Linked DNA regions of Homo sapiens: region 2 is linked to region 1. A link is a loop called in an ENCODE intact Hi-C map of the cell type or tissue named here. Cell type or tissue: dorsolateral prefrontal cortex. All regions are shown on one strand. Links, peaks and the distances in the headings refer to the core of each region. The heading gives the core; the rest is flanking DNA. Region 1 holds the start of LOC107987122 (a long non-coding RNA gene). Region 2 has its middle 270 kb from the start of LINC01613.

Region 1 (16,554 bases), core at 5,420-13,419:
AAACGCAGGGCAGGAGAATTATGCCATTACTGGCGTCAATGCTCAGTTAGCCAATGACAGTCAGATCTTCATGTCCCAGTTACTGTGGAGTCATGGTTGAGATTTGAACTGTGGGGCTAGCCTGCTTTCACCATTTACCAACGAAATTATTTAACTCTCTCTGCCTCTGTATTCTCATCTAGAAAGTAGGGATATACTTGTTTCTAACTTACAGTATTGCTGAGAGAATTAAATGGTATAATGCATGGGTCTGGTCCGAGAGAAGCAAAGAACAATAAAGCAATCCCTCATTAAGGAAGGCACAGTCTAGCAGGAGAGACTGACACATAAGCTATCAGGTGCTATTCAGTGTGCTGAGTCTTTGCCCAAGATGTCATAGAGCAGAGGCTGGCAAATTACAGCCCACTGGCCAAATACAGCCCACTATCTCTTTTTATAAATAAAGTTTTACTGGAACACAGCCACACCCATTCATTTATATATTGTCTATGGCAGCTTTCACACTACAAATGTAGACTTGTGTTGTTGTAACAAGACCTTATAGCCCATGATGCCTAAGTGTTTATCACCTGGCTCCTTACAGGAAAGTTTTGCCAACCCTAGGTATAGAAGAAGAAGTTAACTCTGTCTTAGATGCCAAGAAAGGAGATAATTTTTGATCTTCTAATGTGTATCGAGTTCTCTAATAGGTGAAAATGGCTGGAGGGTAAGGAGATTGATTGGGAAGATGTTGGTCAAATGATACAAAATTTCAGTTAGACAAGAGAAATATGTTTGAGATCTATTGTATACCATAGCAACTATTGTTAATAACAATATATTGTAGTCTTGAAAATCGCTCAGAATAGATTTTAAGTGGTCTCATCACAAAGAATGTTAAGTATATGAGCTAATGTATGTGATAATTAGTTCAATTTAACTATTCCACAATGTATACATATTTTAAAACATCATGTACGTGATACATGTATGTGATAAACACATACAATTTTTATGTGCCGATTTAAAATTAATTAAATCAGTGAACACGTATTAATGAATTTGAGGTTCTATAAGGCTTGATGACTGGCTCAAAGTCACAGATAAGTGTTAGGAGCAGAACTCAAACCTGGACTCCACACTGCACACTCTTTTCACTGTCCCAGGAGCATTAAAGTAACCAGACAGCATATTTATGAAGGGTATTGAAGGGTGAATAGAAGCCTCCCAGGTAGAGTTGATGTCTAAAGAATGAAAGAGGTATCCAAAGATGGTTAAATGAGCAAGAACAAAGTGTCCAAGATGTGAACATATTTTTGAAATGCAAATCGTCGGGTGTGAAGAGATTCTAGAATATGACAGCTGGGAAGGGGGATGGGAAAGAAGAAAAGAGTCCACAGGGTGGGCGATGATTGAGGGAAAGCAAAGAACTGTCCACTTGCTGTCAATGATCTCCCGCAAGGTCTCAGGAACAGCACTCCCACAAAAATGGATTGGGGAGCAATATGTCCGATTACAGACAGTCTGACATCATGGAGCCTAGTTATCTCATTGTACAGATGGCAAAACAGAGGACCGGAGAAAGAGGAAACCTTGCCCTAGGCCACACTGCACGTCGGTAATAGAGAATCCAGGATCCCAAGATTTGAGTCCAGAGATCCTTCCCATCACACCCACGGAAGGGGAGGATTCTGCCAGCAGGGGCCGCTGTGGCCAGCGCGCCTGCGGACTAGGATCCTTGTGCATCTGCAGACAGTTGATGAAGGTCTCTCGTTTCCCTGGGACTGATTAGGTTCAATTGAATTATCCATCTTGTGCCATGGTGTCCCAGACCCATTTCTGAGGGGTCACCACGCTGTTTAGGATGAGCGATGCCGGCTGGAGGCCCGCCAATGCACCTGTGGTATTTTGATAACTTCACATATTGCCAACTTCTTAATTTTAATATACAACTTACAAGCAGGGCAAAGTTTAACTCACTCTAATCAACTGTAAAATGAACTGGGGACTTGCTGTTCCCCTCTAAAGACCTGCGTCTGCATCGTGCTCATCATTAATGGTCGTGGAGCTCTCTGCTTGCCGAGATTGGTTATTAATGAGGGCTGGAATTACGGATTTCAATTAAGTACTTTGCACTGGTCCTGAAATGCAGTGGGATCCACTCTGGGGAAATATAAATGCTGAGATGAAATACAGTCCTGCCTCCCAACCCCCTGTGTCCACAGGTACCATCTTCTCAGCTCCATCTCTTTCTATAAATCTGTGGCAGCACCCTGCAGGACAAAGAGGGTGGGCATTGGGTCCAAGCCTGGGCCACACCATCTGTAGCTTTTTCCTGGAGTCTAGGCTTCCTCAGCTACAGCTTGAGTTTATGGAGGGCTCAGTATGTGTCAGGAGCTGGGAGTATAAACACGAATAAACCTGGTTCCACCAGCTGTCAAGTCTCTCTAAGAATGACTATAAAGGTCAACATTGGTTAATAGGCATTGATTAAGCACCTACTATGTGCAAGGCATTGTTCCTAAACTGATACCTAGGAAATTTTTCTGGGAAATGCTTTGAAATCCAACAGAACTGAGTCTAACTTCTGATCCTGCCTGCTCAACCCATAAGGCCTTGGGCAAGTTGCTTAGCCTCTTTGAAACTCAGTTTTTCCCCCTCTAAAATGGGAACAATAGCATTTTCATTACATGCTTCTAAGGATTAAATATGACAGCCTAAGTGAGGCACCTGGCTTTTCCTGAATGCTCTTTCTTAGACCTTTGTGAGGTTATTTACAACAAGAAGGCAGTTCTTTGCTTTCCTTTAACCATTGCACCCTCCGCTGGATTCTTTCTTGCATCTTAGCATCTCCCTCCCATGCTGTTATAAGTATTTAATAAAAAGCCATTACTATTATTGCCCATCTCCAGATCTTTACTGATCATCTACCATGTTCTCAGACCTAAACTAGGCGCATTGGGAAAATGCCTCATCACATGATTAGATAAGAATTTGTTCTCAAGCAATTTAATCTCTAGTTTCAAAAGCAGGAATAACACAAGTTGAGAAGAATTCTGTATCTGTAACTAATTAAGATTGCTGGTGCCTGGTTGAGAGAAGGGGAGAGGTGGCTAACGCAGACTGGGAAACTCAGGACACTGATCTTGATAGAGAGGTGAAGCGACCAACCAGAGAGCAGGGCTCCTGGGCCACGAGGCTGGGTGATGTGAGAGGACAAGGAAGCCTGTTCTTGATTGGCTTGCAGGACACCCACGGAAAAGCCATGGGAGCTGTAGCATAATCTGTGGTGTGGTGTGGCAAAGAAAGCTCTGGATGCTCCCAGCTCTCCTATGTGACCTAAGCAAGTCTCTTTTCATGTGGGGTCTCAGTTTCTCCATCTACAAAATGGGGAGAATTAATCCAACTTCTTTGTGGGCTTATTGTGAGGATTACATGAAATACAGAGTGTGAAAATGTTTTGAAAACTCTAAAACCTGTGGGCACATGGAGAAGCAGACAAGCATCACAGGAGTCAGGATGAAACCAGACAAGGCAGTGAACACACACACAGTCAGTGACTTGAGATCTTCTTCCTTGGGTGTGTGACCCCAAGAACATTCACCTTGGTCCGGGCTGCTGGCTGCAGCTTCAGACCCTGGCTGCCTCCCCTCGGGCTGGGCAGCATTTGGATCCCTGCTCACAGCCTCAGGCTGCTTCACATTCCAGACGTGCCACTTCCTCCCTCATGCTGTGACGAAGAAAACCACAAACAGATTTCCCATTAACTCATGAAAGCCTTGCTGCCTGGAAAGCAAAGCCTCCTGCTAGTCCTCAGCACTTTCCCAGGGGAGTATGGGAGAAGGCAGGTGGGGGAGACAAGGGCTAAAGGGGAGAGCACAATGCCAGCTCAATTGTCATACTTGGAGGGGACAAACAGCCAAGACCAAAAACCCAAGAAGAAACAGGAGGCAGCGTGATTCTCCTGTGCCAACTAAGTGCTGTGCTACCTCTGTATAATGACTTAACCTCTCTGAGCCTCAGATCCTAAAAAAACAAATTGTGCAAGAATATACTTCAAAAAGAATTTAAAAGCCATTGGCCATTTTCCTGCTGTCTTAACATTTACAACTGACATACAGAGAAGAATTTTGAAGTTATTAAAGCTTATCTATATCTATTCTCATAATCAATCTTCAGAGCAAACTTGGGAGTAAAATAACAGAAGTTCATTTGCACACTTTAGAGATTAGAAAATCCAGGCTCAGAGAGACAGTCCCCCTCTGTCAGTAGAAGAACTGGGTCACCTGACATCTCACCATATTCTTCAACGTCTTTGCCTCTCTCCCCTGAAAGAAGACTCTTTCTGGACCATAACATGCATAATGGTATGAACAACACTTAATTTGCAGCGCAAAGGCTGAGATTCTTTTTTCTTTTCTTTTTTTTTTTTTTTTTTTTTTCCCCAAGACAAAGTCTCACTCTGTCGCCCAGGCTAGAGTGCAGTAGTACAATCTCAGCTCACTGCAACCTCCACCGCCCCAGTTCAAGCAATTCTCCTGCCTCTGCCTCCCAAGTTGCTGGGATTACAGGCATGCACCACCATACCCAGCTAATTTTTTTTTAATTTTTAGTAGAGACAGGGTTTCACCATGTTGGCCAGGCTGGTCTTGAACTCCTGACCTCATGATCTGCCCGCCTCAGCCTCCCAAAGTGCTGGGATTACAGGCATGAGCCACTGCACCAGGCAAGGCTGAGATTCTTAGAGGTCAATCATCCCCCTGTCTCCACACCACCTCAGGTAAAAGACCTGGAAACTTAGAGAGATCTCAGCTACCAGACTGATGACTTTAATGCTATGAGGATACTTTGTTATTGGACATCTCTTTGGAATTGCTTTTCCTGGTTTCTCTTATGGGCAAAGAGTTTGCAGCATAGGATTACTTTTTATTGATAACCCAGAGAGGGGGCCTGTGAGAAAATGAAAAGTCTGTGCACTTGCTCAGGGCCAAATGGATTGAGCCTGATTTTGAAAATGCTTAGGATCCCTTTACTAGGATGGCGGATGAGCAAGAAAAAGAAGGAAGATTCACACCTCTTTAATCCCATCAGTGCCATAGCTGTTGTGGCTTGAACTGCATTCCCAAAAAAGATATGTTGAAGTCCTAACCCCTGATATTTGTGAATGTGATCTTATTTGGAAATAGGATTTTTGCAAATGCAATCAATATAAGATGAGGTTATACTGCAGTAGGGTAGACCCTACTCCAGTGACTGGTGTCCTTATAAAAAGAGGAAAATTTGGTCACAGAGATATGTGCAGAAAGAATGCCATATGATGATGGAGGCAGAGATTACAGTGATGTGTTTTCAACCAAGGAAGAGCAAGTATTGCCAGCAACCACCAAAGCTAGAAAGAGGCAAGGAAAGATTGTCCCCTAGAGCCCTCAGGAGGAGAATGGCCCCACAGGCACCTTGATTTTGGACTTCTAACCTTCAGAACTATAAGAATTAATTTCTGTTGTTTTGAGCCACCCAGTTTGTACTTTATTTATAGCAGCCCCAGGAAACTAATGCAATAGCATTGGCAGAACAGAAAATGAGTGGCATGTGTTACAACCACCAGAATCCACCTCCCCATGATGCTCTGGCCCTTCTGACTGGCAAAGCCTTTGTGGATTTTGTTGCCAATGTGGTCTATCCCGTGTCTTAGAGATCACACCAAGGCTCATCCCAGTCCAATGCAGAAAAAGTTTATGTAAACATTGTATAAGTATTAATTTTAGCGACTTCTAAATCTCTTCCCAATTTTGAGTGACTTCTAAATCTCTTCCCGATTTTTCCACCTGCCACCTTCCACCTTTCCAATCTCTTCCTGATTTTTTCACCTTTCCACCTTCCAAAAAACTATCTTAACCACCCACATTCACCCAATCATCCACCCATAGGTTAATCATATATTAATATAATATGTCCTACACAGTAGGACACAAAAGTGAAGGTGATAACAAGTCCTGTGATCATAGGAAGTTTAGATTCTTAGTGGCAGAAGCTATGGGAAGAAACATAAAATAAACATGTAATCTGATGAAGAAACAAGTTCAAATATTGAAAAGTGCTACATATTAAGCAAAACCAGGTAAGAGAACAAGAAGGAATGGAGGTGGGGGAGGCCACTTTCAGTTGGATGGTCATAAAAAGCTATGCTGAAGAAGAGTTTTTGAGACAGGTGGATAGAACCTTATATATATTTCTGAAAGTCAGTGGATGCTATTACTCATGAGGCTCTTCATCCTGTGAGGACTGATATTCCCAATATCTTATATCTTGATTCCATGTCCTCTACCTTTCCACTGGCCCAAACCTTAAAAAAAGCCTGAATTCTAGATTTCATATTCCTGGGAGTCAAATATAAATCACTATTTCCCTTCTCTTCCAGTATGCTACACTGTTTATAGGCAAGTGACTATATAATTTTTCATTCAAACTGGGACACTTCTGAGAAGGGGAGAGGCATTCTGGATCATTACACAGGACAACAGGCATAAACCAGGATGGTCCCAGACAAGCCAGAGTGTAAAGTGACCCAATTTACAGGCTGTAACTAGCTCCGAGATCGGTAAACTCAGTTTTTTAATGCAAGTGCTGTATCCCAGATCAATTAGCTAAGATGGAGAGGATGGAAGAAAGGTAGATATGCAAATAGCTGTCCAATCAAAGTCACCCAGCCTTAAGGTAAAGGCCTTTGCCTTCCTCCAGATTCACTGCATTCCTGTTACTACTAAACTTCTTTAGGATGAGTCATGATACATCAAAGATGCCAGCATGCCCCTCTTCACCTTCTTAATCCTTGGAAAATTACAGCTTACGGCAGAGGCTGCTAGAGGGCCCCCTAATATCCATGCTCCCCTTGTTTCATAACAACAGAATCTAGCTGCCCAGAATAGAGGGTACATTCTTCAGCTTCCCTTGCAGCTAGGTGTGGCCATGTGACTTAATTCTAGTGAATGGACGCAAACACAGGTGTTGAGTGGAAACTTTCACAAACCTCTCTGAAGATACAGTTGTTTGTTGGGTATCGTCTGCCCTTTCCTCCCTGCCTTCCTCCATAATTCTGTGACAAACATGGATATGATGGCTAGAGTTTCTCCTTGGACCTTGAAGTCAAAGGGCACATCATAGAGATGGTGGAGGGATGAATTGGAAAGAGCTGGGTGCTATCACATGACCAATGGTATGACCACCACTTGATTGGGAGGTAAGTGGCAGGTAAGGGTTGAGATTAGTTGTCAATCTAATCATCCCTTGCCTCCACACCACCTCAGGTAAAAGATCTGGAAACTTGGAAAGATCTCAGCCACCAGGCTGATGACTTCAATGCTAGAAGAATGATACTTTGTTATTGGACATCTCTTTAGAATTGCTCTTCCTGGTTTCTTTCATGGGCAACAAGTCCAGCCACTAGCAGCCGTGGACTTTCAAGTGAACAAGAAATAAGCTTTCACCCCATTTAAGCTACTCTGTAAGCACTCTCAGCTGTGCCTAATCATAACTGAGACCAAGTTCCTCTAATTCCTGACATGAATTCTACAGGGTGGGAGAACTGAGTCCCAGAAAGGGGATGTCCAAAATTCGTAATTAAAATTGAAAAATTAAATTAAAATATAGCAGGCTTCCCAACTTCCAGCTTTCACTATATTCATTCTCCTACTCAATAAACTTTTCTTGAACACAAACACTGTATCAGGCAGTAAACAGGTACTGAGTAAACAGAGCTGAGTAAATCAGGTTACTCTTGTCGGGAGCTCACGATCAAGAGAACAAATAGTAAAATTACAGTCTGAGAAGTGTTATACACATGCACGCACACGTGCACACGCACACACAAGGTAATGTAGGAACCCAAAAGAGGGAGGAGCATCTAACTGCTCTCAGGAGAGAATTCACAAGGGAGGCAACACTGGAGCTAAATCCTTAAGAAAGAATAGGAGTTTTCCAGTTGTGGAAGGGGGAAATGGCATTTTAGGCAAAAGTATGCAGGCCAGAGAGAACATGGAACAGGTGCTAGGCATAATAATGTCCTCCTAGAGATGTCCAAGTCTTAATCACCAGAAGCTGTGAATACATTGCCTTCCACAGGAAGTGGGGATTAAGGTTGCAGATGGAATCAGGGTTGCCAGTCAGCTGGCTCTGAAATGGGCAGATTAGCCTCAATTATTCAGGTGGGTCTAATATATAATCACAAGGGTCCTTAAAGCAAAGGAGGAAGCCAAAAGCTGATCATGGTTGAAGAGTAGATAAAGTGTATGAAAAGAGGTTGCAGATATGGGGGGGTCCATGACCATAGAGGCTTAAATTTCAAGGCAGACATTTTGAAATGCATAGGCAATGGGAAGCTGCTGAAGGATTCTAAGGAACGAGTGAAGTGGTCAGATTGCATCACAAAGAGGTCGCCAACTGGTGCAGAGGAGGAACTGCCAGAAGGCAGGAAGACTCCTGGAGAAGAAGTTGCAGTGGTCCTAGTGAGCCCCCCTGGTGAGCTGGGGCCACAGGGGGGCTGCCTCCTCTGGGCCCTTAGGACCCATGGGCCCTCCGCACCACAGCACTGGCTGCCAGGGGCCATGTTATGTTCCCCACTCCTTTCCTAGTGTCCTTCTGGAGGCAGCCTCTGCAGTGAAAAGCCGGACTAGAAGAGAGGTGGGCTTGAGACCTGCTCTACCATTTACTAACTCTGGGGCCTGAACCAAGTTACCTCACCGCTCCGCGCCTCAGCTTCCTCATTTGCAAAGCAGTGATGACAATCCTCTTTCAGGGTGCTTGTTTGGCATGACACTTACCAAGCCTCTCCATGCTTCCTATGAATGGCTGCATCATCCCGAAATGCTCCCTGCTGAGTAGACTATTCTCCCCGTGCTTTTAAGACTCCCACGTTGATTTCAGGAGGAAGCAACCAAACTGCAGACTTGGCCCTCGAAGCTCTCTGGAGCTGTGCAGTCTCCGGGCCGGTGTCCTGCACTATTGCTCAGAAGGCTGGGCGCCATCTAGAGGGCAACAGCGGCAACAGCCAGAAGGCAAGGAAAGCCGCAGTGATTCCCAAACATAACCAAAGGGGATGCGGGGAAGCCTGCTTCTGGCTCTGTGGGTGGATTCTATAATAAAATGAAATGTGAGATCATAGAACCTTTTAATTCTAGCATGTAGGAATTATGAAATTATAGAAAAATTAACTCTCTAAGCTATAGGGGTGGAGTCTTAGAATCACACAGTCTTTGACTTTTAGAAATAGAGAATGCAGTATTTCTAGTGTCTTCAGTTCTTATACCCCTGGGTTACCCCTTGCCTCAATAGAGTACAAATTCAAACTTTGAACATTGACACCCGGATCTCAGCCTCCAACACCTCACCTGCTTGACCGCAGCTCCTCCTTTTCTGACCAGTCACCCCCAGAAACCTTCCAAGGATGGCTCACCACCAGCCTCTACTGCCAGAACAAAAGCCCCTTGATGTCAAGGACTATGCCCTTCACCTCCTATCACCGGCACAGGGCCAGGCTCACAGTGGTGCAGGAAGGCAGCATGATCCCACTGTCCTCAACAGCAGAAGCCTATAGGTTCAGATCCCAGCTCCACTACTGGCTAGCTGGAGCATAACTTAACTTCTCTGGGCCCTTTGTTATTTATCTGTAAAATGGGAAATATCATAGTATCCACCTCACGAGGATATTAGGAGGCTAAGTTAACATAATCTATAGAAAGTACTGAGAAGGATTTCTGATACGTGATAAATGCTCGTGATAAATGCTTGGTAAATGTTAATGGTTTATTTTATTTTATTTTATTTTATTTTTTTAGATGGAGTCTCACTCTGTTGCCAGGCTGGAGTGCAGTGGCACGATCTCGGCTCACTGGAACCTCCGACTCCCTAGTTCAAGCGATTCTCCTGCCTCGGCCTCCCGAGTAGCTGGGATTACAGGCACACGCCACCACGCCCATCTAATTTTTTGTATTTTTAGTAGAGATGGGGTTTCACCATGTTGACCAGGATGGTCTCGATCTCCTGACCTTGTGACCCACCCACCTCGGCCTCCCAAAGTGCTGGGATTACAAGTGTGAGCCACCACACCTGGCCAATGATTCTGTTTTTGTTTTTTTTTGTTTTGTTTTTTTTGTTTTTTGAGACAGAGTCTCCACTCTGTCGCCCAGGCTGGAGTGCAGTGGCACAATCTCGGCTCAATGCAAGCTCCACCTCCCGGGTTCATGCCATTCTCCTGCCTCAGCCTCCCGAGTAGCTAGGACTACAAGCACCCGCCACCACCCCTGGCTTTTTTTTTTTTTTTTTAGTTGAGAAGGGGTTTCACCATGTTAGCCAGGATGGTCTCCATCTCCTGACCTCGTGATCCGCCCGCCTTGGCCTCCCAAAGTGCTGGGATTACACCCAGCCACCGCGCTCAGCCCAATGGTTCTTGATTATCATTAAAGTTGGGTTGAACTCTATGGGCAATATGGCAGCAAGGTGCCTTAGTTCGGAGACCTGACCAAACAGTGAGGGAAGCAAACAAGCAGGAAGAGGACCATTGGATATTGAGCACCCATGTGTGACAGGCGCATGCTAGGTGCCTTGCGTGTGGCTTATTAACTTCTGAAGGCAGGGCTTATGCTGTGTGCCAGCAGCTCAGTGCCCTGTTCTTGGACATTCTGATGTACCTTCCCTTCTTCTTTCTCTGTCATCTTTTGCTTCTCCATAAAACTTTCTCTGTCCCTCCAGGCTCTGGTAGCTGAGGGATTATCTCATCTCTCATTAACATAAAGGGAGTTAATGTCCAGCAATTAGCTAAAGCAAAGATAAAGAAAGCTTTCAATTCCTGTGCTGATTCCAATTAGTCTTGGCTGCCTGGAGTTCTAATCCGAGAAGTTACCCAAGGCCGTGTTGGTGTCCATGCATAAGAGTGCTGAAATAAATTGGTGATGTCTGCCTTGAGATTGGTGGGAATGAGTAGCAGTATGTGCGCCTTATACCCACCAGACCTCTTTGTGAAGAGGTCGGAAGATAAACAAGGTTTTGCCACTTACTCTATCACAAGTGTTTTAATTTTATTCATTAATCACATTTAATCTTCATAACAGTTATGAAGTAGGTGTGTTATCCCTATTATATAGATAAAGCAACTGAGGACCTAAGAGGTCACTGAAGAATTCATGTGAGTAAATCAAAAGTGTTTGCATTTTAAAGGAAACTTTAAATGGCTTTACTCAAAGGTATGGGGAAATTCTAGGCATCCTAGCCAGTCGGTGGGAAGAAATGTTGATGCAGAAAGTGTTTCCAATGCTCTGTAGATCACAAGGCATACAGTGTTATCCTCAGTCCTTTACACACCTTTGCTGAGAATGATTAGAAAATAGGCACAAAAAATGTTAAACTGCAGATGCATCTCACTTTAAGAATATACACACAGTACAGAAGCCCAGAATTCACACTGGCCAGGTTAAGGGCTGAACCTCCATTGAACAAAAGGATCTCTCTATAGACCAGCTTTCGAAGACATTTGCAGGAGGACCAACTTTGCAGGAGAGTCAGGCCAGTGGGACAGCACTGAGCCAGCAGACATGAGACCTGGGTTCCAACCTCCCTTTACCAGGAACAAGTTCTTCCCCTTCGTGGCTTTTTGTATCTCCATCCAAACCATGAGGAGGTTAAATAAGAACTATTGATCTCAGTATGGGCAACTGTACCTCTAAAGAATGATTTAGATAGTTCCAGGGCAGTTTTGGTTGTCACAACAGATAGAAGGGATTCCACTGGAGTTTGGATGCTAGACAGCCTGCGGCAAAAGAGAAGACCGAGCCAATGAAGAACTCGACCACACCCCACTCAATTTTGGGATGTTTCACCTGACATATAAATGAAAAGTCTACGTTGTAATTATCTGGGTCTAGATCCTAGTTCCATTTCACACATAGAGAAAGCATTTTTGCATGATTGTAACATACATGTATATACACTGAATTTTCCTGGATGCCGGTATCATGCAAATCCAGAAGAAATTGTGCTTGTTTGTTCAGATAGCTACTGTTTCAGAAAATTACAACTCGAAAGGCCATGCTGTTCGTGTATTTGGGTGGCCAATTCCACACATCCATTTCAGTAACTATCAAGCAATCATCTGTCTGCTATTATGTCTTCCAGTCTAGTCACATCCACTCATTCACTTATCAACATACATATTATTTTATTATAAATTACTTTGCTTTTTATTTTTCATTGACTTTGCAGTTTGGGCATTATATAGATTTTTAAAATGAGATGTCTAGGTGGGTTATATAATTTATGAATCCCATTTCAGGATAATAAAGGTAGCATCACAAAATATTAGTCTGGAAGGTTTGAGAATTACTAGGTCACATGACCCTTGGGTTCCTTCCAGCCCAGGCAAAGCAGAATTATTATGCAAAGAGAGACATGCCAGAATCACGTGCTACACATTACAGGTAGGCGAATGAGAGTAAATTATCTTGTTTTCTACAAATCATCCTCACCCACTAAATATCCCTTAGCCATTCCAGAATGTACAGTAATCTGCCCCACTGAATGCATCCTGTCTAATCTCCCAAAAAATAAAATTGCCTGGAATTGAGTTTGGGCACATTTGGTTCAAGAATGCTGCAGCTTCACTAGGTTGGAGCTGAGCACGTGCTCTTCTAAAATTTATAGTGTAATTGATTTTTTTATAAGCTATTCAGGCCTTATTATTTATTAATCTACCTGTCAAGGTTAATTTAAACTACTTCTCAATAAGGCAGTTTGACAACACCTTTGTTTTCCAGATTGACAGCCCTGGTGAATAAAGAGATGGCACAGCGATCCCTCTGCCCTTAACAGACACCTCTGGGAAGGAACCTCCAGCAGGGCAGTGCGTTACCCCGCCCTCATTAGGAAATGCAAGAGGCCTCCCATCCTACTGAGTGGGGATAGAATCCAAAGGTTACCCTTTTGTTTCCAAGTAGGTTGTAGGCCCCAGGACTTGCACCAGCCACCAAGTGACAACTGAGTCCTATAATCTGCACAGCTTCAACTACCCTTAGATATTCCCTTCCTTGCACATCGTCATGATCTTAATGGTTACTGCCTCCCAAGCTCATGGCAACAGTCTCCTAACTGGTTTCCTTGCCTCTACTTTTGTGTCTCCCCATTCATCCCAGGTGATCTTTCCAAAATGCAAGTATGACCACGCTACACCTCTGAACAAAGCCCTTCAGTGGTTCCCACAGAACCACTGAATGATTTCAATCATGTGGGCTTGAAATGCACAGAGTCAAGTTCAAAGTCCTCGATGCCCTGGCCCCTGCCTACTGCTCCAGCCTCATCTCCCATCACCCCTTCTCTGTCACCTTTTACTTTATGCCCCAACATTATCACTCAGTGTGCTGTTCCTTGCCATCTGCGTCTTTGTAATGCTGTTCCCTCTTCCTAGATCCTGGTCATCATCAAAACTCCAGTACGAATGCAGTCACTGCCATTTGCTGTCCTGACTACTCCCAAGAGGTGGATCATGTTCTGCCTCAGATTTATGTTCCTGAAATCCATGTATATTGAGTTGGTAAGCAACAAATACTTGTCAAGTGTGGACTGTGGGACACATATAGTGCTGAGACCTAAGGATACAACAGAGAACTAGAGAAAACTTGTACCTGACCTCCCACAACTTATGTCCACACTGTGAGCTCCTTCAAGATAGTTGTTCTAATGCACTTCCCAGCATGGTGCTGATGGAAGTACAAGGAGACAAGGCCAACATTTATTGAGCACAAGCCACCCTGCTTATACTTCCTTATTTCATATTAGAAACAATGCAACAAAGCTAGCATTTTTGTGTCCCCTTTCAGAGATGAGCAAACTGGAGTTCAAAGAAGTGAAACAGCTTGCCAATGTTTACTCAACCCATTTGTGGTGAGTCCAGTCTCCAAACACAGGACCGATTCCAAAGCCTCAACTCTAGTTCCACACTGTACTGCTCTCCTGGCACAGAGTTCGGACTTGTTGAATAAATCCCTGATATGCACCAAGTCAAATGCTCTTATTGTGTGTCTTCAATTTCTTTCACAGTAACAGGATAGGATAGAATGTCTTTGACTTTAATGACATTGAATGGCTGAGTCCACATTCCTGGGTAGATCCGTGATACACAGAATGTAAGGCCCATGGAGTCTGGATCTGGCCTGCCTTGGTAACATTGGGCCCTGTGGGAGCTCAGTGCATGAAATTCCCTGAGAGACCTTTTTTTTTTTTTGAAACGGAGTCTCACTCTGCCTCCCAGGCTGGAATGCAATGGTGTGATCTTGGCTCACTGCAACCTCCACCTCCTGGGTTCAAGCGATTCTCCTGCCTCAGCCTCCTGAGTGGCTGGGATTACAGGAGCCCACCACCATGTCCAGCTAATTTTTGTATTTTTAGTAGTGATGGGGTTTCACCATGTTGGCCACGCTGGTCATGAACTCCCAGGCTCAAGTGATCTGCCCGCCTCGGCCTCCCAAAGTGTTGGGATTACAGGTGTGAGTTACCACACCTGGCCTCCCTGAGAGACTTTAGCAGTGATGCTGCAATTGACATTGAATGGGACATTGCATTAACCGTGAGTGAGTAGAATGCTGATCCGATCCAAGTCCTCACTCCTCACCTTCTCAAGTTCAAAGAATATAAACTTAGTACGACTTTTCACAAGAGAAATTTCTCAAAGCCAACATGATCTCCATGGGCTGAAAGTATAACTAGCAACTGTGCCATAGGCCTAGGAAAAGGCAAATGCACTGCCCCATCTGACCCGTTGGCCAGAGCAATGCCATTGAAATGGGAGAATCCAGGGCCATAACTTTAAGGAATCTGTGAAGATATAAAAAGAGAAGAAGATTTTCATTGCTATTCTATTTCTATTTATAAAAAGTAACTGTTGAATATATAAATAAACCCAATTTAAAAATAGGAAACATATTTTGAATCATGTGGGCTTGAAATGCGCTGCTAGATTTCACACCTCTCTCATCCAGGCCTTGAGGTGGGAGCACAACATGTAAGTGGAGCAGTTACCTAACCAGCCCTCACAGCCCAGGGCCCATCTTCCCACCATCATTTTGGACTTGGGCATGGAAGTTAATGGCAATAGAGATAGAAAAGAGGGGGTCAGTAGGAGAGTGGATCTTGAGCATGTTTATTCAGAAAGGGGGATGTCACATTCTCTCTGTAACCTTGACAGGTCAGTTATGTCATGGACAGGACATCAGCCTAGGCTGCCATGGCCCGTAATGAAGGAGCATGAATAGGCTCCCTGCCACCCTTTGCTAACTCAACCCAAAGGAGGACTGACGCATTCATCTGAGTGGCAGGACCTGAAGTTCTGGACCATGTTTCACTAATGACTGGCATAGGTCCCAGCATGTGAAAAGCCTGCCCTCTTCTCCAATATTTCACTTGCATTCACATGCAGAAGGCCTATTTCCTATTTAATCTTATTTCCTGCTTCATGAACTGCTGAAAGCACCAAGGCTCTGAAAAGCACTCAATCCCCAGTCACCTCCTTACTGTGGCCTTTTCTTCCATGTTGGCAGCCTGGCCAGGGTTACTGCCCCAGGCAAGGGCTAGGCAGTTGGACCAGCTTAGCACATCCACACTTTAGGGGAAATGTGCTCATGTGTCTTATGCTTCCAACTGGTCTTTCTTCCCTAACCCTAACCCCAGTCATCAATTTTCTGGATGCAGATAATGAAGTATGACAGAAATAGAGATCCAGGGCAACTGGAGAAAAGCTTCCTCAAGCCTCCTGTGTGAGGACCTCTTCCACGTTCTTCAGTTTTTACCAGTGCTTTGCACCAGGTTATGAAGAATCACTTCACTTTAAAAAAAGTCAAACTCGACTTCTCATTTGTCTATTGATCTTTGTACTAACTTCCCTCAGAATTCCAGAGAGAAGGAGGGTGAATTTCAAATGCTTGCCATGCACTGCCAGACTAGACTGGGCATGACAATGTCTGACTTTCTACCACCATAGTTTTGGTGGCAACTCCTAAGAACATGAGCGTAGGTTCTAAACAGCCCATGAAGGTGAAACATCAGCATTCTTTCAGTTGCCATAAAGTTCTAAGGCTCCTTCTCCTCCCCATGCCAGAGACCTTGAAGCCTTTTGTGGGTTGGCTCTGAGAGTGCTTCCTATTGAAGGTCTCAGCTCCAGATAGCTCCTTGATTTAACTTAGAAAGGTAGCAGAGGCTGTGTGCCTTAGTTTGCTATGGCTGCCATGAAAAAGTACCGTAGGCTGAGTGTCTTAAGCAACATAAATTTACTTTTTCACAGTTTTGGGGCTAAAAGTACAAAATCAAGGCGTTGGCATAATTGGTTTCATTCTGAGGCCTTTCTCCTTGGTTTATAGATGGTTATCCTCTCCCTGTGTCTTCATGTGGTCTTCCTGCTGTGTGTGATGAATGGTAGGGGTCCTAATCTACACTGAAGATTCAGATGACTTAGACCCAGAACTGAACACAAGACTATTGGACTCCAGTGTCCAACCCCTGTTTAGGCTGAGACTTGTAGGGTAAGTGGCAGTTAAGAAGAAT
Region 2 (16,554 bases), core at 4,349-12,348, 310 kb before region 1:
CTTCTAATAAAGAGTTCTTTGTTAAGATGGTACCATTTGAGATTCTTTTTTCAATTTTTCTATAGCCTCAGCCTGAACTATACTCGTATGTTAGCTTTCCTATGTCGACATATTTTCTTGTGGCATCTGCTTGCGGTATAGCACTCAAACATGTGTTGAGTGACTGGGCACACTTGTTCAACTCTTGGGCAGTTCAGGGGCTTTTTACTCCCTCTAGATTGGTTTGCTCAATCTAAGTTCTAAAGTGCTGGTAGGGTTTGAAACTTGCAAGAAAAGTACTTGCTATCTTCCTAGAGCTTGCCAATGGATGCTCTGAGAGGAAAATAGGCAAGGTTACAATGCCTTCAGGCTTCCAACTAGAGATTTCAAATATTTCTAATTTCTTCAATTTAGCTTCATTTAAATTTTACTGAGAGGTAATTGCACTGAATTAATATAGTTACAATTATGCTGAAATCAATCCATTAACATCTTGAAAATTCTTATTAATCTGGCAGCGATGTTACGGATAAAAACAGAAATACATCCTCTATTTGGAGTGTAGATTAATATAATAAGAATGCTGGAGTTAATTTCTCCAGGATATGAATTCCTTGAGACAAGAGACCGTGACTTAATTTTTTGTTTTCTGGTTTTAAAGTGCTGCTTTTAGTACATGAAGATAATATTTGCATGCCAAAGTACCTGGATCCACTTGTCCTCATTTCTATTTCATCAAAGGGAACCTGATTTAAAGTCCAACTCACAGAGACACACTTCTGTATGTATTTGTGTGGCTTTTAATGTCTCTCTATTTTCTCTTTCATAAATATACTCGAGACAAGGAATGTGTCACCTTTTTTTCGACTTTATACCTAGCACAGTTCTTAGAACTCAGTAAATATGCTCCATAAAGTGCTGATGATTGTGATGGTAACCACAACAATGACAGTGATGATGATTATACTAAACCACCAGTAATCATGTTTGTCCTTTTAATATATTAGGTGGCTTAAGGTAGTGGCATGAAACTTAGAATTAACTCAAAATGTGTTTTGAGGTTACACAAAGTACAGTCTAAACACTGATTTTTCTTGGCATCAAATATGCAATTTATCTACTTCTATATCTTATCATTATTCTGTATCAACATTTACTCACTCAATGATTATTTATAAAATATCAACTGTCTGTCTGTTGGGACGTCTTAGTGACAAAAACAAACATAAACCCTGCAGTCATGGAGCTTACAATTTAATGAGAGGGAAAACATGAAGGAGATAAACAAATGTTTAATTTATGATTATAACTTATAAGTACTATGATGAAAATGAACAAAGATTAGTGAAGAGGAATAACAAAAGAGTTCACCTTTGCTAGGTAGACACCCTGCAATTTATTCTGGGGCCCAGCCCTTTCTCTGTGGTCTAGAAGTGAGAGGAAATGCACAAGATAATGTGAGATAAGTCATTGGAGGCCAGATTATGTAGGGTGGAAGGTGGTAAGCTTTATTTTAAATATGAAGAGAGGCCACTGAAGCATTTAAAGTAGAAGACTGACTTGGTATGCTTATGTATCTAAAGTAATCCTCTGACCATTCTATGAGGAAGGGATTAGATAAAGATCAGAGTAGGAGAGTCCATTGCAGTGGTCCAAGAGAGAGATGATGGAGGCCTGGGATAGCATGCAGGAAAGACCTGAAATCCTTTTATAAGTAGAAGTGACAGAAAACTTGATAAGTATTTGAGTGTTAAGGAGAAAGCAGAGTCAAGCATAACTTTAAGGTTTTGGATTTCAGCAACTGGATGGTAGTAGTGACATTTAATAAGATGGGAAGACAGAGAAAGAACAAGATTATTCAGTTTTCGGACATGTAAAAAAGACACATCAGGTAGACAGATATATAAATCTGGAGCAAATTCAAGGAGCAATTTGTGCTGGAGTTTTGCATTTAGGAGTTATTAGCATACAGATGGTATTTAAAGAAATTAAAATGGATAGCTTTTTCTTTTTTTCTTTTCCTTTTTTTTTTTTTTTTTTTTTTTTTGAGATGGAGTTTCACTCTTGTTACCCAGGTTGGAGTGCAATGGTGCAATCTCGGCTCACCACAACCTCCACCTCCCAGGTTCAAGTGATTCTCCTGCCTCAGCCTCCTGGGTAGCTGGGACTACAGGCACCCATGACCATGCTCTGCTAATTTTTGTCTTTTCAGTAGAGACGGGGTTTCCCTGTATGGGCCAGACTGGTCTTGAACTCCTGACCTCGTGATCCACCTGCCTCGGGCTCCCAAAGTGCTGGGATTACAGGCATGAGCCACTGCACCCGGCCCTTGGATAACTTTTTCAAAGGGAGGTGTATGGAGAAGGAAGGAGGATGGACCCTGGGAATTTCCTGCATTTACACATCAGATAGAAGGAATAAACCACACAAAGAAAATCAAGAAAGAACAGCCAGAAAGAGAGAAAAGGTATTATTTCAAGAACAAAGTGAACAACTTTGATTAAAGGTGCTAAGACATTTAATAAGATAGGAACAGAAAAAAAATGACCATTAGATTTGACAAAATTGAGGTTATTAGTATTGACCTTGACAAGAGCAGATTTGGTGGACTGTTGGGGAAAAGCCAGATTGCAGTGGATTGAGGAGTGCTTGGGAGTTCAAGGAGAGTTGACATGAGTAGAAACATTTTCTGAAGTTGGTGAATGGTAAGATATGAAGTAAGCTGGTAACTAGTGAGAGATACAGAACTCAGGAAGAAAGTGAACTGAGAGACAAAATGGCAGAGTATGTTTGTATGGGGAGAGAAGAGATCTCTAGGAAGGAGAGGTTGATAATACAGGAGCAAGGTGGGTAAAGAGACAGAAAGAAGTGAGGAAGTGAGAGGAGGTTGAATCAGAGACCGTTGTGGAAGGATGTACCTCTGACATGAAAAAAGAAAAGCCTTCCTTGGTTGTAGCAGGAGGCAAGGAGAAAGGACAAATGCAGGCTTATATATTTGGTGGAGGTTGTGTCCTTTATTAATGAAGTATTGATGAACTTGAGAAGGAGCGGATGGTGACCATATCTCAAAGAATAGAAGGCTGAACGTAGTGATCTCCATGTCTTCAGAAGCAAGACGACCAGAGAAATGTAGGAGGGTTCTGGTCCAGGATTTGTGTCACCTTTGAGGTTTGAGGACTGAGGTTTCTTCTAGAATTTGTCAAATGCCTGTGCACAGGCACTTAAGAGGTATTTATGATGAGTTCCATCTGGATGTGAAATAATATGAAGGAGTGAGGAACACCAGCATTGAGGGCTTTTATGATATTTTGGGTGTAACGATGACCTGCAGAATCCAAGTGTGATGAGGAAAGAACAAAGTGGGGGAGGTGTTGATGGAAAGTTAAAGTGGTGGGGTCAATGAACTGAGAGTCATGGAAACTGGATATTTGCAAGGGAGATTGTGAAGATAGGGTGGTTTTAAATGATGTGGATCTAAAGTATGGCCATGCAAGTAAGTGGCTGAGGTGGAATGGAAGAAAAGTTCATGTGAAGTAAGGTGGTAAAGAAACAGAGATCATTGTGAATGCTAGATGAGTTGGCCACGTGGCTTTTTGACATTTCCAAGAATGAGTATAGACAAAGGCATAGACAGGTAGACTGTGACCCAAGAAGTCAATTGAAGAATGATGAGAATGTTGGTGGACAACAACAATAAGAAAACAGAAAGCAGTTTGTGTATCTTAAAGAACACAAACTGTTGCAAAAGGCAGAGAAGGAGCAATACGTGGAAGAAATCCAGCTGCTCCAACTACTGGTCTGGGAGTATGTCACATAGGAGAGAAAAACTGCCTCCCCATAGGGCTGTAGGAGACACAACACCTCCAGGGCAGACACATTTCAAGTAAGGCAAGAGGGTGAGAGCAGTATGCTTCAAAATGAAATAATAGATATATTACCACAAGTAAATGGTAAATGCATGTGATGATAGATACTCTAAATACCCTGATTTGATCATGATACAACATGTATATGCTTTGAAACATCAAGTTACACCCCATAAAAATGTATAATTACAGTGTATCAGTAAAACGGATAATAGATATAGAGGAGATTGTGAGGCATAGATAAGGAGTACTAGATGGCCCTCAGGAGGAATTTGAAAGGACAATTTCAGAGGTAAGGGGATTAGATCAGCTTGAGACACATAAAGAACTCAAGAAGAGTGACTGGCACAAAACAAATACCCTGTACATATTCAGTTATTGTTGTTCCTATCTAATGGGCATAATATCTGGAGGTAATGAATTACTAGATAGGATTGGAATGCTGGCAGTCATGGCTAGACCACGAATGATGTGACTTCCTAAAGCATCTACTTCCAATCTACTAACTCTATTTCCCTGGATAAAAACAGATTAGAAGTTAATATAGTAATATAAAGGGCTATTTGATCTTCACAAATAAAGCAGGGAGAAAATTTACCATGATACTAATTCCCAGGAACAAAGTATCCAAAACTGAAATACCGTTGTCATTACACATTTGCATTCACATTGGCATTGCCTATCAATTTGCTGATATTTGAAGCTTATTAGGATAGTATTTATTATTCCCAATATTTGCATGTCTTTTGAATGGTTACTTCATCTTTATAAGCCTTTGCGCGTAAAATAAAAATACTATATTATAAGATCATTGTGAAAGACAGCAATGCCTGAAAAAAAATCAAAAAATACTTCACTGATATGAAGGATAATTGACTAATATTATTATACATCTCCCTCATTTCCAGAGTATTGCCTCAAGAGAAAGCCTGCCTTTTTAATGTTATTCGTAGATAAATTATCCATATCTGTGTTTCCAGCAGCAGTTGGCAGTAAGCTAAATGTCAGTGCTTTTCCGCTTCTACTCTTATGTGAGGTGGGACAGTCACTATGTATGCTGTGTGATAGATACATCTGAGGGATGCTCCGATTCAAAATCCCTTTTCTGAGAACTAGTCCCTTTTCTACATCACTAAGAAAGGCTCCTGATGCCAATTTTGGTCCCATGTGACTCCACTGTTCTGAAATGAGAATGTTGTGGATGAGTTGGTGAAAGTTTCTAGAACAAAGAGGCAGGATACCAAGGTAGCCCACAGAAGCTAGGAAGATAAATTTCAACTGGCCTTCACAAAGGAGTGTACTCACAGACTGAAAAGCCATCAGAAATTAGGGCCACTTCTCTCCCTTAGGTCACAGCTTCAGATTAGCTTCACTTTCCTCTTTTATTGCAGGCTACTTTCATCTCTTTGGCTTCTAAATGACCCAGGCACAGTCACCCAGCCCCAACTCCACAAGATTGTCCATTTATTATTGCAAGCTCATAGAAGTCAACTATTCCAATGCAGAAATATTGGAGATAATAAATATTGCTCTAATAAGCTTCTAAAATCAAGAAATTAGCTGGCAATGCAAATGTTTATACAAATGTGTGATGAGATGGCATCACCATTTCAGCTTTAAATGCTTTGTTGCATAGTGGTTATCAGCACTATTGTGTGGTGTGAAGAGTGTATAAGGCTGGATTATCCAACTGCCTAGGTGCAAATTCTGGCACCACCATGTAATCACAATTTCACACTGTGCAGATTGGTAATGCCTTAGTATCGACATTATAAAGTGGATAAATAATAGTACCTACTTCGTAGGGTGGTTATAAGAAATATATGTGTTAATCGCAGCTAAAAGCACTTAGTTCAGTGGCTGGCACTTCTAGAGCCCTACTAAATATTGATGACCATTGTTACTTCTCAAGGACTCTGCTCATACTCTCCCCAAAGGGTTCAATGGCTCACTTAAAATTTCCCCAACACTAGAGAGTGGAGAATAGTTTGAAAGCTATGTACTTTGAGCAGAAAGGTGGGCGACAAAGTAGATTGGTAGGAAACTTCCCAAAGATTATTCAGCCAGAATTATTATTCCATGGTCCCAGATAGACAAAGGTGCGACAGCTGACCCAAGTAGGGCCTAGCACACATTGTCTTTCCCAGGAATTGTGGCTGGGAGAAAGGTTCAAATGAATCTTACCTGAACCTGCATAGTTGCATTTTCCTGCACCAATCATTTCAAGTCTCTGAACCCCAACTATAAAATAAAGAGATTGGACTAGACTGTTCTCAGTGATCACCTGCAGCTCCGACACTCTGTAATCCCACGTTGAGTGCTCTATTGTGCAGTGATACAATATGGAAATTGCCAGTGTGGGTAAGTGAAACCTCAACATGAACTGTGCAGATAGCTGGTGATTACACAATGGGAAATGTCGAGAAAATAACCTTATGGAGTGGAAAGTATTGGATTGTCTGATGATGACTTACTCTCCAATATGAAGATATAACTATGCTTGGCCGCTCAAGGATGAAAATGTAGTAATGTGTTAAAATGCTAATGAAATTGGAAGCCTATAATAGATGTTTAGAACAGTTTAGGTTACCAAGACACAGGAAGTTAGAGAGCATAGCTCATAAATCCTGATGATAAGGCCAAACTCCTCAGAACATTCAAAGCCTTTTATAGTCTGATTCCAACTTGCCTTCGCAAGTTCATCTCCCCTCTCAAACCCTCATAGACCCTGTTTTCAATCCATAATGAGCCATTTGACATTCCCCATACACAGCAGGCTCTTCTGTGCCATATGCATACAAATTCTGTTGCTTCCACCTCCATATTTCACGTTGCTCCATCTCACTCTCATCATCTATTCCAATTCCTCATCACTCACCTCATAGGATTACTCAGAGGGTTTCTTGACTGGTCAACCCACCCCTAGTCTCTGTTCACTCTGATCCATTGTCCTTACAACCAGAGTATTTTTCTTAATCACGTATCTTCGATCATATCTGTCTGCTTAAAATTCTTTAATGATTTTTAATTGCCTTTAACACAAAATCCAAATTATTCAATAGGGTTTGCAAGACCTTTCATGATCATTTAGCTACTGTTCTCAGCTCATCCTGCATCATTCACTTTTCTGCATAGCATGCTTCAGGCTAGCTGACAGAATTTCCCTTTCTCAGACAAGATGACTTCTCCTTGACCCTTCCCCATCTGCTAGTTCCTCTGTCTGCAATCTAACTCTCTCACTACTCCTTGCCTGACTTTCTTCTACAAAGGAAGGTCTCCCTTCACCACCAAGATGACATTAAGTTTCTTAGCTGTTTGTACTCAGGTTCTTTTTGTATTGTAACACCCTCATCTTTTGCACCTATCTGTTAGATAATGCTATTTCCTTTACTTAAATGTCTTTTAGTCCCCTTTCCTGGGCAAATTTCTACTTGTTGTCAAAGCCCAGCTCCAATGTTACTACCTTGGGAAAAGTCTTCCTAATTCCACAAGGTCACTGCTCACTCCCTCTTCAGTGCTGTCATGGAAATTCCTACAGAGTCCTCTTGGTCACAATGCATTTTATTGCTAAAAGTTAGAACTTTGTTCCAGAAAACATTTCACAATGTACCCCAGGCAGATATACTATTTTTGTGGTGATGCAGAGAATGATGGAAAAACTCAAGTTCTAAAATAATTTGGTACTAAAATAAATGTCAGGATCTAACTCCAGAGTAGGGCAGAATGGGACTAGTTACTTTATACACACGCTCACACGCACATACACACTTACATATCTAAATTCCAGATGACCATTCTTGGAGATGGCCATTTAGTTCTCCTAAATGCATGTGAACATTCTAACTATCATTCTTCTTCTCAAGTAGCAATAATTCTACATGTTCTATATTTAAAGCCCTCAGTAAGATGTGGCCAAGAACATAAATGTTGCTTCCCTTTCTTTCATAATGTAATGATCTTCTTGTTGGGATATTAATCAATAACCAATTTCATAGTTGGACAACTGTTTTTAATGGCCTTCTACCTTGAAGGGATTGTTGCACAAGCCTTTAGATCACTCCTTTAAGGACATGTCACCAAAAGGGCAAATTCACTTACTTGTCATAAAGCAGAAGCCAAAAGCCTCATTATACTAATTAAGAAAAGAAGCATTTGGGTCTTTGTTGGTTGAGAGCTCAGAAGTTTCAATTCTGGATGTGAAAATGGAATCAAGTGGACTCATCCCATCAAATAAATTTGGAATAATATTAAAAGGGCCACAGATCATGTTAATCATGGAGTCATGGGCCCTTGGGTGTTGCCTAAGTTTGGTTATTTCAAAAAGAAGTATGCCTGCTGCCTAATCTTGGCTGTACAGACATAACCAAGGGATTTGCCGGCCTCTTCTTCCCATGAGTTTATTTGCCTTCAATAACTGTATCTTCCTTCAGGTGGTCTTTTTAATGAAATATTTTTAGTCTTTGAAGAACTAAACTCAACATTTTGTCTTCAATTAGTTTGTAGAGAATGAATGGAATGAATTGGATGCTGAATAATTCTCATGTAACTCTTACTAATGCTGACATTCTTGATGTCTAAACTTTAAGCATCTGATATTTAGACTGGGATTAAGCAAAAATGTATTAATTACCTATGTTATGGGTTTCATCCTTTAACATACACCAAAATTCCCAAAATAACCCTAAGAATCATTTTTTTAAAATATCCTTGTTTTGTTAATGAGAAAACCAAACCTCAAGAAGTTAATATGAACTGTAATTTTAAACAAAAATTTCCTCAAATCACAGCTTTTTCTGCTACACTATGGCAAACCACCATTTTTCTCAATATTCCACCTCTCTATATTGTAATTGGCTATCTGTGTATCTATGAATCTATCGATCCATCATCTCCTCATTATTTAAAGTAATTCCCTTAGATTCATCTTGGTTTCTAGATGCATATATTGGCTACAATTAAAGAAGACTTTCCAACATATAGTTCTTACCTTATCACTCTTCTGAGAAAAAGTCATTCAGAATAGCTCCCGCTCTTCAAACAGTCGTATTACAACATTTTAAACATATTTTACACTTTTCATAGTTCATGCATTAGCTCATGCTTTTCCCTTCATCTAGGGTGCCCTTTTCACCAAAAAATCACTTATTTCAGTATCTTTTACTCCCCTAAGTCTATTCAAATGCTTCCACCTTTCTGAACTCCCTTTTCAATCTCACTGTCTACCTTCTGAAGATATGAGGCCCCTCTTTCCCTTCTTGGAATTTCCCTAGTAGATTATTTGAATTTTTTTCTGTGACTCTTTATCTCTTCCTACCTTGAATTTCATATGTGTCTGGCTACTTTTTCTGCTAAACTTTAAACTATTTAAGAACAAATCCAGCCTCTAACTTTACCATCTGTTCACTGTCAGATCCCTGGATTCTCTTCCCCTTTGGTCCACTATTACTGACTCAACAAGTGAATTCTGCTCGTTAGCAGCTCCACAAAACTGTGGCGTTCCCATGTCCCACAGCCAACCTTACAAAGCAAACAGATTAACCGGACACCACAGGACCAGGTTTGTGGTGCAATGTCCCTTCAATAGTCTTGCGTTTAGCTCTGCATGGGAGGGGGTGCATTGCCAACCTGAAAATGAGATATCTGGGCCAGTCAATGTTAGCCAAGGGCTATGATGTTGAAAATATTATTTGGGAAAAAAACACTACCCTGTAACAGAACTAAAAGCTCCTAGATTCTGAAAGGAATACCAATATTCTGTCTCTCAGAGAAAACAAGATTTATTTTTTCACCACTAAAAATTTTATTGTTTTCCAAAATCAGACCTGGCTTAGTGGCTGTTAGAACACTCTCAGATGGCACCCCCATTTCAGTCTGTCCATTAGCTCATTGATGCCTGACAGATGACTTCCTTCTTCAACCTGTCCTTTTTTTTCCTTTTCTTCTTCCTTCCTACTTTCCTTCCTTCCTTTCTTCCTTTGTTTCTTTAATATATATTATTTTTTGTTAGATATTGGGGAAATATTTCGGTGCTATTAAGGTAGTGTGAAACAGGTATTATGACCAGGAAACTTGAGAACCTTCAAATGCTGCACCAAATCCATGATCACAAAATGTCTGATAAAATATAAAGCAAAGTGACACTACTGTTAACTCTGGCTCTAGCCCAAAACCTCAATGTTGAAAACTCTAGGAAGCTAAACCCAATAATTTCTTTTATCCTAATCTTATTAGTCTTAAAGAGTTTTAGATAAAACCAGATTATGGGGTCCACTCTATTTCATTACCTGTAACAGTTGAAGCTAATCCTTGGATCTTACCACTAAGAGGTAAGAAAAAGTTGGTCCAACCCACCCCTGCCATAACTAGGAAGCTGAATTAAACAGTGAGCTAACACCATAATAACTCATTTTTTAAAAATCACATTGGCTGGGTGTGGTGGCTCATGCCTGTAATCCCAGCACTTTGGGAGGCTGAGGCAGGTGAATCACCTGAGGTCAGGAGTTCAAGACCAGCCTGGCCAACATGGCAAAACTCCCATCTCCACTAAAAATACAAAAATTAGCCAGACGTGGTGGCTTATGCCTGTAGTTCCAGCTACTCTGCAGGCTAAGGCAGGAGAATCGCTTGAACCCAGGAGGTGGAGGTTGCAGTGAGCCAAGATCTTGCCACTGCACTCCAGTCTGGGCAACAGAGTGAGACCCTGTCTTAAAAAAAAAAATAGCAAAAGAAAGTCTTCCTAAAACAAAACAAAACAAACAACAACAACAATCCCAGCACAATCAGTGAGTTTATATATGACCAGTCAAGTTCAGGGCTCCTTCTCTGCTGAGGTGGAGGGAAATGCTTTTCCTCTTGATTGATTAGGGAAAGCCCTTAAGTTCTTCTCAGAGATCAATAGGCCTGCTCCATGCCAGGCGCCATGCTAGGCTCTGGAGACACAAAGATAAATAAGACCCAAAGTCTCTGTCTTGGTCTAATGGGGAAGGCAGACAAGTAAATAATTCTAAATCTATGTGATGAGAAACAGTAGAAGCAGAGCTGATATTGAGATAGTGAGCACTGGTATGACCATACAAGTTGATAAAATACTGAAATGCTTTTATAAATACCCGCTTTCTGGAACCCATCAGTAGCCTCCAGTGTCACCCACTGTCCCTGCCAACCCTATCCTCTCCCCACCTCAGACTTCAGGGTCCAGCAGAGGTCACCATGACCCTATTCTAGATCAAGAGTTAGTAACCATTCTAATGAGTCAGTGCTTGGGATGACCCCTGAGTGGAGATATACGCAAAGTACTATAGTAGGATGGAGAAGAGAAAATCCCCTCTAGCTAGAAGAGTGTGAGTCTTACAAAATACATACAACTTGAAGAGGAGGGGGCACTGGAGTGAAGTCTTGAAGACTGAGGAGGAGTTCACCAGATGAGCTGTATTAGTCAGGGTTCTCTAGAGGGACAGGACTAATAGGACAGATGTACTTATGAAAAGGAGTTTATTAAGGAGTATTGACTCACACAACCACAAGGTGAAGTCACACAATAGGCCGTCTGCAGGCTGAGGAGCAAGGAAGCCAGTCCAAGTCCCAAAACCTCAAAAGTAGGGAAGCTGACAGTGCAGCCTTCAGTCTGAGGCTGAATCTGAGGCCAAAGGCCCTAGAGCCCCTGGCAAACCACTGGTGTAAGTCCAAGAGTCCAAAAGCTGAAGAACTTGGAGTCCAAAGCCTCCAGCACAAGAGAAAGTTGGAGGCCAGTCTTATCCAGTCTAGTCCTTACACTTTCCTCTGCCTGCTTTCATCCTAGCTGTGCTGGCGGCTGATTAGATGGTGCCCACCCAGATTGAGGGTGGGTCTGCCTCTCCTAGTCCACTGACTCAAATGTTAATCACCTTTGACAATGCACTCACAGACACAGGAGGAACAATACTTTGCGTCCTTCAATCCAATCAAGTTGACACTCAATATTAACTATCACATGGGCTTTACAAGCAAAGCATACACCATGCATTAAGACAAAGAAGAGTGTCCCTTGTAATGAAAATAGAGTTAACTCAATGAATCTTGGATGCAAAGAGAGTTGCATAAAGGGGAAGAGACAGGAAATGGTTCTGAGAATTAAGTGAAGAGCCTTGTATGTCTTTTACTTATGGGTAACAGGAAGTTTTAATGAGGGTATACCATTACAATTGCTTCCATTGTTAAACAAATAGTGGGAAGAACATAAGTCTTGTTCCATGTTTTTTTCTAATTTTAGGATTAGTTTTTGATGAGTCCACAAAGAGAGGATAATAGGTTAGTTCTGTCTGATATGATTGCAAAATACCAGAACTCTTTTCCCAAATCCTATCTGCTATGAACTGCCAGTGAACCTCCTTTTTTTCTCGGTCTATTTGTTGGAGAAATAAAGTCAATGTGTGTATTACACATGGTGGCAGTTATTTCTTTTATTAAATCAAAGCTTATAAAATAAGATGTGAAGCATGATTCTCCGTTCAACTTGACAATCTTTTTTTTAAATATACTTTAAGTTCTGGGATACATGTGCAGAACATGCAGGTTTGTTACACAGGTATACACGTGCCATGGTGGTTTGCTGCACCCACCAACACGTCATCTACATTAGGTATTTCTCCTAATGCTATCCCTCCCCTAGCTCCCCACTCCCCAACAGGCCCCAGTGTGTGATATTCCCCCACTGCGTCCATGTGTTCTCATTGTTCAACTCCCACTTATGAGTGAGAACATGCAGTGTTCGGTTATCTTGGCAATCTTATAGACACTGGGCAGCACATGAGATAGAGAATGGAGGAACTCAAACATTCATCTAGATATTGTTCCCAGTGCTTCACACAAAGTAGGTGTTCAGTGCTGTCCAAATTCATTAATCATTATTTCCTATAAATCTTCACCATTCTGAAACAAAGTGTTATTCTCCCTCCAGAAGATGTAATTAATCCCTTTCTTCCCTTTGGCCATTTTAATCACTCTTCTCTAAAATAAATCCATTTTGAGGAGCAGCAGCCAGAGCTCAGGAAACATACCTGCCCTCTGTGCTGAGGAGGAGTTCATGGTCTCTGTTTCATGACCGATGCGTACCAAACTCATCTCAAGTTCTATTGCATACCTACAGTTTGTCAGGTGCTGTGAGATAGATTCTGAAATTCCAAACACAAAGAGGATAGGGTGCAGCCCTGACTCTGCGTGAAGAATACAAACAGGTGAAACTGTAATCCCATCACTTTTCCAGGTACAAGTGGTTTTTTCCCAAGGATATTAACTTAGATCAATGACTCCAGGATATAGTTTGTTTGCCAAAGTGTGTTCAGTGGATTTAACCAGTTCTGCAGACTATTAGTTGGTGGTACATATGCAAAGGGTTTCACTGATTGATTACATTTGAAAATCACTGGGTAGGAAAAAGTCTTTCCTGCAGAGCTTCTATAAGCTTTTATTAAGCACATGCACATGTTGTGGCTATCCAACATGGGGAGAGTCTCCCAAATCCAATCAACCAGAAGTTCTTTTGCTGCAGATTATTTCAAGAAGAATGAACTTCTCCCAGGAATATACTTAGGGAAAATGCTGATCTGCTCTGTCCTGGGTAAAGAGTGAGCCCATCATCTCAAGAATGTACCTAGGAGTGTTTCCTCTAATTTCATTTATTTACTTATACTTACACTGGTGCCTATCTGACTTCTTAAGCAAACTCTTCCCATCTCACAGGGCCTTCCTGCAGTGGGTCTCAAAACCTTGGCATCTCACTAACTAGAAGGGCTTGGTGGCATCACAACTGGAGACTCCACTGTGAATGTACATGATTTCTAAATTGCTCAACAAAGTCAATCCCAGCAGCTATCTCTTAAAAAAAAAAAAAAAGTGTGTATGTATATGTGTATGTATATGTGTGTGTGTGTGTGTGTGTGTGTGTGTGTGTGTGTGTGTGTGTGTTGGATGCTTTATTTTACTCCTTAAGGTAGAAAAGTTTCCATTTATTTCTACTCATTTCCTCTTTTTAAAATATGAGAGATTATATTTTCTAAACAATTGTGCTCTTAGTGAACCTAAAAAACATATTCTTATGATAACAGAATCTATAGTTCCTTGCTTTGTTAAACTCTTCATTTTGATAAAATTACACCTATCACTGTGAAAGTACTAAAATAAAACACTGGGGAAGCTCTCCAGAACATTGGTCTAAGCAAAGATTTCTTGAGTAAAACCTCAAAAGCACAGGCAACCAAAGCAAAAATAGATAAACAGGATCACATCAAGTTAAAAAGCTTCTACACAGCAAAGAAAACAATCAACAGAGTTAACAGACAACCCACAGAATGGGAGAAAATTCTTGCAAACTATCCATCTGACAAGGGATTAAAACCCAGAATATATAAGGAGCTCATATATCTCGAAAGGAAAAAATCCAATAATCCAATTTAAGAATGGATAAAAGATCTGAATAGACATTTCTCAAATGAGAATGGCCAACCAGTACATGAAAAAAATGTTCAACATCACTAACCATTAGAGAAATGCAATCAAAACCACAGTGAGATATGATCTCATCCCAGTTAGAACTGCTTTTATCCAAAAGACAGGCAATAACAAATGCTGATGAGGATGTGGAGAAAGGGGAACCCTCATACACTGTTGGTGGGAATTCAAATTAGTACAACTACTATGGAGAACAGTTTGGAAGTCTTCAAAAAACTAAAAATAGAGCAACCATATGATCCAGCATTCCTACTACTGGGTACATACCCAAAAGATGGGAAATCAGTATATCAAAGATAGATCTGCACTCCCCTGTTTATTGCAGCATGATTTACAATAGCCAGGATTTGGAATCAACCTAAGTGCTCATCAACAGACTGATGAATAAACAAATGTGGTACATGTACACAATGGAATATTATTCAGCCATAAAATGAATAAAATTCTGTCATTTGCAACAACATGGATGAAACTGGATAACATTCTGTTAAGTGAAATAAGTCAAGCACAAAAAGACAAATATCACATGTTCTCATTCATTCATGGGATCTAATTTGTTTTTTAATGAACCCATAGAAATAGAGAATAGAAGGGTGGTTACCAGAGGCTGGGAAGGGTTGCATGGAGGAGTGGGGAAAGTGAAGATACTTAATGGGTACAAAAATATGGTTAGACAGTATTTGATAGTACAAGTATTGTTTACTATAGTAAACAATAATTTATTGTATATTTTAAAGAAACTAAAAGAGTGGAATTGGAATGCTCCTAACACATGGAAACGATAAATGAGGTGACGGATACCCCATTTACCCTGATGTGATGGCTACTCATTGTATGCTTGTACCACAATATCACATGTACTCCATATACACCTACTATGTTCCCCTAAAAATAATAACCATGAATAATCATCTTTTAAAAAAAAATTCCCTCTATCAGAATGAAGGTACAATAAGTTATATAAATCAACATTTGGCAAATGGAATTCTATGCTGACATTTCTATTTAGGAATTGGTATTTTATTTGGAGGATAGACATCTGCTCAATTTATTAAAAGCAATTGACTTGTTTGAAGAGGTCAGCTACTGGTGATGAATCTCTTTGTTCTCAAAAGATTACAGGCAGTGGCTTGCACCTGCAATTCTAGAAGTTTGAGAGGCTGAGGTGAGGGAATCACTTGAGTCCAAAAGTTCGAGACCAGCCTGGGCAACATAGTGAGACACGCTTCTCTGAAAAAAAAAAAATTAGCCAGGCATAGTGGCACAGGCCTGTAGTACCAGCTACTCAGGAGGCTGAGGAGGAAGGATTACTTGAGCCCAGGAGGTCAAGGCTGCAGTGAGCCAAGATCATGTCATTGCACTCCAGCCTGGGTAACAGAGTGAGACCTTGCCTGAGGAAAAAAAACCAAAAAAACAAAAAAAGAACAATTTTACCAGCTTCTTCATGTGCTTCTGGTCTTTCCTTGAAGATAATAATTAAAAGTATAGTACAATTCCTTTATTCAAAAGTATTTATTGAGCACCTACTATGTGCCTGACACCATGCTAGAGGCATGGGGTATAAATGGCAATCAGAACAGTGTTTAGTTGTCTGTGTGTTGAGATGAAAGCATTGTTTATGCTGAAATATGGCTGAAGAGTGTGCCTGAGGAATTACACAAATTTGGCTACATAGAAAGAGGTTATTTCTCTGCCTTCTCCTCTCCTCCTCTCCTGACTCCAAGTCCCAAGAAAAGTAAATGGTGTTAAAACTGCAGTTCATATTTTTGTGGGGCCAGAGGAGCTAATGAAAACACAGTAGGTCTGAGTGATAACTGCCTCCTTGGCAGTCTGTAGGAGAGAAAAAACAGTGGGTTGCCAGGTGGTTCTGAATGCTATGAACTGCTCTCTTAAACGTGTAATCATGGAGAAGAAGCCTTCGTGACTTCAGTGCCTTATAGCAGCCATTGCAAAGCTCAGTAATGTTACTGCCAGTTTGGTTTTTTTAAGGTGTTTTAGTAGTTGATATGGGATGGGGGAAAAGGGGTGCACTAAAAAGACCTATTTTTAAAGAGGTACAGTGTACACTATTTGAGTGAGGGTTACACTAAAAGCCCAGACATCACCACTACCCAATATATCCACGTAACAAAACTGCACTTGTACCGTATAATTTAAAATATATATGTATTTTTATTTTAAGTTCTGGGGTACATGTGCAGGATGTGCAGGTTTGTTACATAGG

Evidence for each region. Hi-C counts contacts between places; a loop is a spot of excess contacts. Peaks named below come from ENCODE experiments on the same cell type or tissue, not always from the same donor. Only the 100,000 strongest peaks of a DNase experiment are listed, where the experiment ranks them.
Region 2: it touches region 1 in a loop (2.8-fold over the local background); 3 of 110 quality-filtered maps call a loop at or near these places.

Annotation. Positions count from the first base shown.
Region 1 is chr9:119,960,299-119,976,852 of GRCh38, forward strand. LOC107987122 (a long non-coding RNA gene) reads right to left here and starts at 9,247. Exons shown (of 3, transcript XR_001746919.2): 1 at 8,796-9,247. LOC107987123 (a long non-coding RNA gene) reads left to right here and starts at 13,369. Exons shown (of 2, transcript XR_001746920.2): 1 at 13,369-13,552; 2 at 13,839-14,024. RefSeq lists enhancers at 2,809-3,406, 3,407-4,002, 8,064-8,564. In dorsolateral prefrontal cortex, for the core only: CTCF peaks have their summits at 8,993 (motif pointing left) and 9,195; a DNase peak (open chromatin) is centred at 8,993.
Region 2 is chr9:119,656,302-119,672,855 of GRCh38, forward strand. No RefSeq gene overlaps it. Among named protein-coding and RNA genes, the nearest start is that of LINC01613, 270 kb to the right of the region's middle. In dorsolateral prefrontal cortex, for the core only: no CTCF peak of the experiment used is centred there; no DNase peak of the experiment used is centred there.